2 separate regions of the Homo sapiens genome follow, and region 1 is linked to region 2. The links are chromatin contacts, found by Hi-C or POLR2A ChIA-PET in ENCODE. All regions are on one chromosome and are shown on one strand. Each heading gives the region's core, a stretch centred on a gene start or an enhancer-like site at or near the end of the contact. The rest is flanking DNA. Distances are from core to core; before and after follow the strand shown.

The links. A loop is a pair of places that touch in the nucleus more often than their neighbours do. ChIA-PET counts read pairs that join two places held with the same protein, here RNA polymerase II (POLR2A). Pooled maps may share reads with other maps.
Region 1: a loop to region 2 is called in a pooled map, with 3 times the contacts of the local background. The contact joins two enhancer-like sites. A Hi-C loop is called at or near these places in 1 of 168 maps with a recorded cell type or tissue (B cell), 1 of 37 single-sample maps with no recorded cell type and 2 of 50 pooled maps. POLR2A ChIA-PET finds 5 or more read pairs at or near these places in 3 of 52 experiments (Caco-2, activated B cell and activated T-cell).

What each region holds. Positions count from the first base shown.
Region 1 is chr17:31,493,715-31,498,010 of GRCh38, reverse strand. All of the region lies in intron 3 of RAB11FIP4 (RAB11 family interacting protein 4), which reads right to left. Among named protein-coding and RNA genes, the nearest start is that of MIR4724, 39 kb to the left of the region's middle. Within about 2 kb of position 2,833, at least 18 of the 41 ENCODE cell types and tissues checked have a DNase peak (open chromatin) inside an H3K27ac peak, as active enhancers do; they include B cell, where a contact is called at or near this core.
Region 2 is chr17:31,887,615-31,891,822 of GRCh38, reverse strand. It overlaps UTP6 (UTP6 small subunit processome component), which reads left to right. Exons shown (of 19, transcript NM_018428.3): 7 at 2,420-2,538. Among named protein-coding and RNA genes, the nearest start is that of UTP6, 12 kb to the left of the region's middle. RefSeq lists an enhancer at 1,701-1,880. Within about 2 kb of position 2,527, at least 6 of the 41 ENCODE cell types and tissues checked have a DNase peak (open chromatin) inside an H3K27ac peak, as active enhancers do; they include B cell, where a contact is called at or near this core.

The DNA of each region.
Region 1 (4,296 bases), core at 1,584-4,083, 390 kb after region 2:
CACCTTTACCCACCCCAATGCCTCAGCACATGCTGCTTCTTATGCACAGGGGGCATAAGCACCACCTCATCAAAGAGGGGGCTTCGAATCTCTGACACTACACACAAAACTGAGGAGGTTGGGCTACTGGCTTTCATTGGAATCTCAAGAGGGAGGGGGCAGAGAGAAGATCTCCAAGGAAAACAAGGTTTAAAACCATCACCTGCTCTTAAAGCCTCCCTCTAGCCAGCAGCGCACACTCAGCCCCTGCTTGGGGGCCACTGTCACCCAGACATCCCCATGTGGCTGTCTCCTGGTGCCTCCCCAACTCAGCCCCGACTTCCATGAACAGCCCACACCTAACCCTCTGTACTGCTCCAGCCAGACCCTGTGCAGCCTTGTCATGTGCACCCCTGTAGGTGCCGACTGGGTGCCCACCCCACCACTCTTCCTCCTCTCTCTCCGTCCTGCCTCACCCCACTGCAGCCCAGCCATCCTGAAGGACGGGGCCCCTGACACATCCTGCTCACACAGGCCCCTGTGCCTTTGCCACTGCCCCCTGCCCAGAACTCCTCCGTCTGTCTCAGGAGCAGTGCCACTGGCTGGCACTCCCCGAGATCCTTAACACCTAAACAAGCACAAAGCAGTTTTTTTTTTGTTTTGTTTTTGAGATGGAGTATCGCTCTGTCGCCCAGGCTGGAGTGCAGTGGCATGATCTCGGCTCACTGCAGGCTCTGCCTTCCGGGTTCCAGCGATTCTCCTGCCTCAGCCTCCTAGGTAGCTGGGATTACAGGCGCCTGCCACCACGCCGGGCTGATTTTTGTATTTTCAGTAGAGATGGGGTTTCACCATGTTGGTCAGGCTGGTCTCGAACTCTTGACCTCAGGTGATCCGCCCGCGTTGGCCTCCCAAAGTGCTGGGATTACAGGCATGAACCATCGTGCCTGTCCACAAAGGGGTCTTAAACATTTGAGAACAAGGAAAGCACGCATCTGCTAAGCACCTATTGTGTGCCAGGTATTTCTGTGCATCAGCCACTATTTAGATGAGAATACACAGGTTCAAGGAGGTTAAGTAATTCGTGAAAGGTCGCAGGGCTGGGATTTGAACCAGGTCTGATTTTAACGCAGCAAGGAGGGTACAGAGAATACCAAATGCTCTCAGCGATGCGACATCCAGCACCCCATGGACAACACTGTGCACTGGAGTGGACTCAGGCTGACCCTGCAGCCACAGGAATGGCAGTTAGCAACGCTGATGGTACCAGAACTTGGACTTGAGCTGAAGCTTGCAGGGACCACAGCACACTGGGCTTCTGAGGTCTGTGCCATCCAGGCCATCAGGCAGAGCCCTCCTCCCCTTTCCCACCCCAGGGAGCTTCAAAGAGGCTACATGTGGGAAGACTTTACAGAAAGGGAGAGGAGAGATTTGAAAGAAAATTGCTAAAAGGAAACACATGTGAAAATGAAAACTCAGGCAAAGGGGGAGAAGGACGAGGGAAGAAGAGTAATGTCCAAGGATTATAAACTGAGTCAAGAAGCCCTTGGAACACCAGTTTCCCTCTGCTCCCTTGGGAAGGCCAGTGACCCACTCCCAGCCCTCATTTTCCCTCTTAACCCAGATGGAACGGGGCAGACCTTAGATGATACCCAGCAAGAGAAACAGGGAATGTTGCCTTGCACACAGCCATGACAACTGTGGAGCCACGATTCATATGTGGTGGGAGGAAAATCCCGAGGCTCAGAGAGGTCGCTCTACTTTGCCAAGGCCACACAGCTGGCGAGCCATAAAGCTGGAATCTAAGCCCAATCCAAGGTTGTCCCCTTGAACCACATCAGGGTCCCCTCATATAATCTGCCACCACTACAAGGTGGCTCCACCTGCATCCTTGGAGGAACTGGACAAATTATATAAGTTCCCCAGAGGTTACCTAGTTTCTATTTCATTAAATCTGAGACACCTCTGATTTTACAATGCACCGTTATTTCAAGTATGCCAAGAAAAAGGCGCTGTCAAATTATAATAATCCGCAAATGTGCGACACATTCCAATTTAAGATGTTAAATGGAAAAAAAGGAAAGGAAAAAAAGAATGTGCCTTAGAATCCCAGAAAATACCATGTAAGTGTGAGTAGGGAACAGGGATTCAGTCACAGTTCCGCAGACTGTGTGTGTGCAGTGAAGGGCAGTCAACAACTCCACACAAGCACATGAGCACACACCTGCTGCTATAAAATCCTTCTTTGCTAATAACTGATGCAATCGTGCAGATAATCATACAAAAATGTGTTGGCCAGACCTGCCTTGTCAACAAGAACCCTCATTTCACCAGGAGACCATCAATTCAAGGTTGCCTAACATCAGTCAGACGAGTCAAGCATGGTGGCTCATGCCTGTAATTCCAGCACTTTGGGAGGCCAAGGTGGAAGGATTGCTTGCGCCTAGAAGTTTGAGACCAGCATGGGTGACATAGTGAGACCTCATCTCTACCAAATGAATAAATAGCCGGGAGTGGTGGTGCACCCAGCTACTCAGGCAGCTGAGGTGGGAGGATCACTTGAGCCCAGGAGGTCGAGGCTACAGTGAGCCAAGATTGTATCGCTGCACTCTAGCCTGGGCAGAAATGCGAAACCCTGTCTCAAAAAAAAAAAAAAAAAAAAAAAAAATCAGTCAAGTGGAGGCTGTCCTGCCCACCTAACCAGCCAGGCTAGGCCAGGCTAGCCAGCTTCGCCTGAGTGGAGCTATAGACCTCTGGGCAGCCAAGCTGGATGACTCTGTGGTTAACTACCAAGGGCAGTCACCCAGTGTGGCTGGGCGGTGGCACAGCCTGCACCTTTTTGTCTGGCTTTTCTCCAAATCTCCTGGGGCTTGTGGCCAGCCAGAGCCTCAGCATTTTAATAAGGCAGATGCTGGGGGCTGGCAGTGGCAGATGGGCAGCACTGCTCCAAGCCAGCTTTTCCAGCTAGGCACAGGTGGATGGACAGGCAGGCCCTGGCTGGAGGTGAAGGGCAGGTGGGCCGAGGTGTGGAGGGCCATCCTCCCCTTGGCAGGCCAGCCACAGCCTGGCAGTGTGAGCAGCCTCTGGAAGGACAGGCTAGGTACAGTCTCCCTCACTGAACCTGGGGAGAAGTCTGTTACCTCGGAAGCTGCTTGACATCTCATTCACAGACTGCCACACAAATGCTAGTCACTTCACCCCAGACCCAGAATCTGTATCTGCAGAGCCCGAGCAAGGTTTGTTAAAAACACAGAAGCTGGCTGGGTGCAGAGGCTCATGCCTGTAATCCCAGCACTTTGGGGGGCCGCGGTGGGAGGATCACCTGAGGGCAGGAATTCGAGATCAGCCTGGGTAACATAGTAACACCTCATTTCTACTTTTTTTTTAAAAAAATTAAAATTAAAATTGAAAAAAAAGATTTAAAAACCCACAGAAGCTGAGGAAGTAGAGTTTTGCTTCTCTTGCAAAGGCCCTTGAGTAATGGAGTTTTTCCGCTGCCACCTTCCTGTTTGGGCCATGACACTCCCCGGCAAGACATTCTGTTAGGTGCGAAGGTTATTAGTCACAACAATCAAACCAGCTGAAGCCTGCAGGAACTAAGAATAACAGCTCACCCCAAAGCACAGTTTTAAGTGCTTTTCATACATTTACATATTTGAGCCTTACCACGAACCCTGTGAGGGAGGTACTAGCCTCATCCTCTTACCACGAACCCTGTGAGGGAGGTACTAGCCTCATCCTCGTTTTACAGGTGGGGAAGCTGAGGCACAGAGAAATTAAATAACTTGTCTAAGATTCCACCAATAGCAAGGGGCAGAGCCAGGATCTGAACCCAGAGACAGCCTGACTCTGAAGGCATTTTGGTACTAAACTGGCCTGCCTCTCTAACCATCTAACCGTCCACGAGTGTCAACTAAGTAAAGGCCAGAACCTAGACTGGGCATCTTAAATCACCATGGCTCATTTTATTTTCACCATCACCCTGCGAGGCAGGTGCTATTATCAACCCCATTCTACCTGTTGGGCACCCCAACCCTCAGCCACCCCAAAGCAGGGGGGTGGATGAACAGGATGCCCCATCTGAATGCTGCCTGACACGCAAACACACACGTGTGTGCACACACACATATACGATCTGGGGCCCTAAACTGGACAGACTAAACCCAAAGCTGCTGCCCAAATGTGGGAGTGACTCCCTGGGGTCCTTAGGACCCCACAGAACCATGCTGCTGCCTGCCCACAGGCAGAGGGAGTGAAGAGTGAGGCCAGGGAAAGTGAAATCAGAAGGGTGAGGTCGCCTGTCCAAAGTTCCACAACTAG
Region 2 (4,208 bases), core at 1,278-3,777:
TCTCGAACCCCTGACCTCGTGATCCACCCGCCTTGGCCTTCCAAAGTGCTGGGATTACAGGCGTGAGCCACCACTCCCGGCCAGACTGTATTTCTTTTTAGATGATGGCAAAATAAACTTTTGAATCCTTTGTGGGACATTTTATTTGGAGGCAGTCAAATCTGAGGAATTTTAGAAGCTTAAAGGGGAAAATATCAATATAAATTTTAGAAGAGTGCTGGTACAGAGTAGACTCATGTTTTGTAAGAGAAATATTTCTCTTGTGAATAATGTATAAATGGTCTAGTTGATAGTGGAGGGGCCTCAGCACCTATTCTCAGGGTATTAGGCTTAATCAGATATCTTATACCACACAAGACTCAAATAGACTACATTTGGCACCAGTTTACTCAGAAATATAGCAGGATAGCCTTAGGTATGTTCCTTCTGCAGAATGCTCTTAGCAGAATGGAGGTAGCCTCTGGTTCCTAAGGTGACTGTTCAGGTATGAGGAGATGAGATCATATCAGTAGGTAGGGGATCCAGTCTGGTTTAGAAGCCCCATGGATGGGCATGGCTTCTACAGATCCTAGAAAGGTCATGCTCAATTTTAGGAGTCACATGTTCAAGGAAGCCCAAAGCAATTGCTTGCCACCATTGCTGACCCTTCTATTCCAGGTGTGGTTACCAATCAGGCGTCATTTTTAACAAAAGCAATCTTGATAAGATAGGTGACCTTTATTAAATGTCTAGGGAAATAGCTAGAATGTTAACTCAGGGTTAATTTCCCATGTAGAAGGACAAAGGGTTTTAGAGAAAATTATGAATTATAATTTATTTTATTTTTTATTTTTTTGAGACAGAGTCTTGCCTCTGTTGCCCAGGCTGGAGTGCAGTGGTGTGATATCAGCTCACTGCAACCTCTGTCTCCTGGGTTCAAGTGATTCTCATGCCTCAGCCTTCTAAGTAGCTGGGATTACAGATGTGCACCACCACGCCTGGCTAATTTTTGTATTTTTAGTAGAGATGGGGTTTCGCCATGTTGGCCAGACTGGTCTCAGAACTCCCAGCCTCAAACGATCTGTGCACCTCAGCCTCCCAAAGTGCTGGGATTACAGGAGTAAGCCACTGTGGCTTGCCCTATAATTTCTCTAAATATTGAGAAAAGAGCAAAAAATAATTTTATTTGTGGTAAGATAAGCAGTTTTTTCTGGACTTTTTTTTTTGACATGGAGTCTTGCTCTGTCGCCCAGGCTGGGGTGTAGTCGTGTGATCTCAGCTCACTGCAACCTCTGCCTCCCAGGTTAAAGTGATCCTTCTGCCTCAGTCTCCGTAATAGCTGAGACTATAGGAGGGTGCCACCACGCCTGGCTAATTTTTTGTATTTTTTAGTAGAAACGAGGATTCACCATGTTGGCCAGGCTGGTCTCAAACTCCTGACATCAAGTGATCTGCCTGCCTCGGCCTCCCAAAGTGCTGGAACTACAGGTGTGAGCCACTGTGCCTGGCCTTTTTCTGGCATTTTACTACCTTTAAAATTTGTATGTGGGCCAGGCACGGTGGCTTATGCCTATAATCCCAGCACTTTGGGAAGCCGAGGCAGGCAGATCATTTGAGATCAGGAGTTTGAGACCAGCCTGAGCAACATGGTGAAAACCCATCTCTACAAAGTTACAAAATTTAGGTGGGCGTGATGGTGTATGCATGTGGTCCCAGCTACTTGAGGGGCTAAGGTGGGATTCTGGTAGGTGAAGACTGCAGTGAGCTGTTGTTTGTGCCACTGCAGCCTGAGCAACAGAGCAAGACCCTGTCTCAAAAAAAGAAAAAAATTGTATGTGACTTACAATAATGTCCTTAGATCTGATGAAAACAGTAACAGACACTTAGGTACTCATCCTCTAAATTGAACATTTGTTATCATTTACTCATTTGCTTCAGAATACTGTTTCTAATTTTAGATAACGTAGCCAAGCTTTGCAGTTAGAAACTGTCTGTCCGAACTGCTTCCCCTTTTGTTAAAGGTTTTTTTAAAAAATTGTTTGAGTGGGCCGGGCGCAGTGGCTCATGCCTGTAATCCTAGCACTTTGGGAGGCCGAGGCGGGCGGATCACGAGGTCAGGAGATTGAGACCATCCTGGCTAACATGGTGAAACCCCGTCTCTACTAAAAATACAAAAAAAATTAGCCGGGCATGGTGGCGGGTGCCTGTAGTACCAGCTACTCGGGAGACTGAAGCAGGAGAATGGCATGAACCTGGGAGGCGGAGCTTGTAGTGAGCCGAGATTGCGTCACTGCACTCCAGCCTGGGCGACAGAGTGAGACTGTCTCAAAAAAAAAAAAAAAAAAAAATTGTGCGAGTATTAAAATTGGATCATTTGGTTCTTTTCTTGTCTGACTTGATTAATTTATTGAAATGAAATCTGATGGTTTTTCACTTACAGCTTTGTGGATTATGGCAGCCAAATGGGAAATGGAAGATCGATTGTCTTCAGAAAGCGCAAGGCAACTATTTCTTCGCGCACTGCGCTTTCATCCAGAGTGCCCAAAACTTTATAAAGAAGTGAGTGTGTATGCACATAGGATGAGACAGTGATGTTTCAGTTTGGTCCTCTGGAGACATATTTTTTTTTCCTGGATTCAAGCAATTCTTACGCCTCAGCCTCCCGAGTAGCTGGGATTACAGGTGCCCGCCACCATACCTGGCTATTTTTTTTGTATTTTTAGTAGAGGCGGGGTTTTGCCATGTTGGCCAGGCTGGTTTCACTTTTTTTTTTTGAGACAGTCTTGCTCTGTTGCCCAGGCTGGAGTGCAGTGGCACGGTCTCGGCTCACTGCAAGCTCTGCCTCCTGGGTTCACACCATTCTCCTGCCTCAGCCTTCCGAGTAGCTGGGACTACAGGTGCCTGCCACCATGCCTGGCTAAATTTTTGTATTTTTTATTAGGGATGGGGTTTTACCATGTTAGCCAGGATGATCTCGATTTCCTGACCTGGTCATCCGCCCGCCTCCACCTCCCAAAGTGCTGGGATTACAGGCGTGAGCCACTGCGCCCGGCCCATGTATTCTTTATTAAATAAAAAAGGCTTCAATTTATGGAGGCTAGGAATAAGTGTGGAGGTGTGGGTAAGGACAAACATCTTTTTTATTTTTTGAGATGGAGTCTCGTTCTGTTTCCCAGGCTGGAGTGTAGTGGCCCGGTCTTGGCTCATTGCAACCTTTACCTCCTGGGTTCAAGCAATTCTCCTGCCTCAGCCTCCTGAGTAGGTGGGATCCCACGTCCGGCTAATTTTTGTATTTTTAGTAGAGATGGAGTTTCGCCCTGTTGGGCAGGCTGGTCTCAAACTCCCGAACTCAGGTGATCTGCCTGCCTCAGCCTCTGAAAGTGGTGGGATTACAGGTGTGAACCACCATGCCCGGCCAGGGAAAAACATCTTTTTGTAGGTGTTGACACTGCAGCTTCTAAGTTAGTTGAGAGGTTGGAACCCCCGCCTCCTTCCTGTGGTTGGAAGGAATAGGGAACTAGACTCTAACATTTTTTTAGCTGGGAGCCAGATTTAGCCTCTTTATACTTTTGTTTTTATTTTTTTTTCTTGTTCCCTTGGTTCTCCAAAGAAGCCCTCTTCTGGCTTCTTTGCCTTGTCTTCCTCTTTTCTCCATGTTCTTTCTGTCTCCTTTTCTTGAGATAGATACCTGGTAGTACTTCCTTTCTCTCTTCGGGGACTTACTCCCTTATGGATGGTGCCTTAGAACATTTGAGGGCCAAGCTTTAGATAAAATCCCAAATAAGAGAAAGAATGTATTGGAAGCTGCACTGTTTTCTGAGTCATTTGTCAGGATAAAAGAGAAACTGCTATTTAATTCTTTTTTTTTTTTTTTTTTTTTTTGAGATGGAGTCTCACTCTTGTTGCTCAGGCAGGAGTGCAATGGTGTGTTCTTGGCTCACTGCAACCTCCACGCCCGGGGTTCAAACGATTCTCCTGCCTCAGCCCCCGAAGTAGCTGGGATTATAGGTGTGCACCACCATGCCCCGCTAACTTTTGTATTTTTAGTAGAGATGGGGTTTTACCATGTTGGGCAGGCTGGTCTCGAACTCCTGACCTCAAGTGATCCGCCCGCCTGGCCTCCCAAAGTGCTGGGATTACAGGCATGAGCCACCGTGCCCAGCCTGCTATTTAATTCTTAAATGAAAGTTAAGCCTGGGTGTGGTGGCTCATGCCTTTAATCCCAGCAC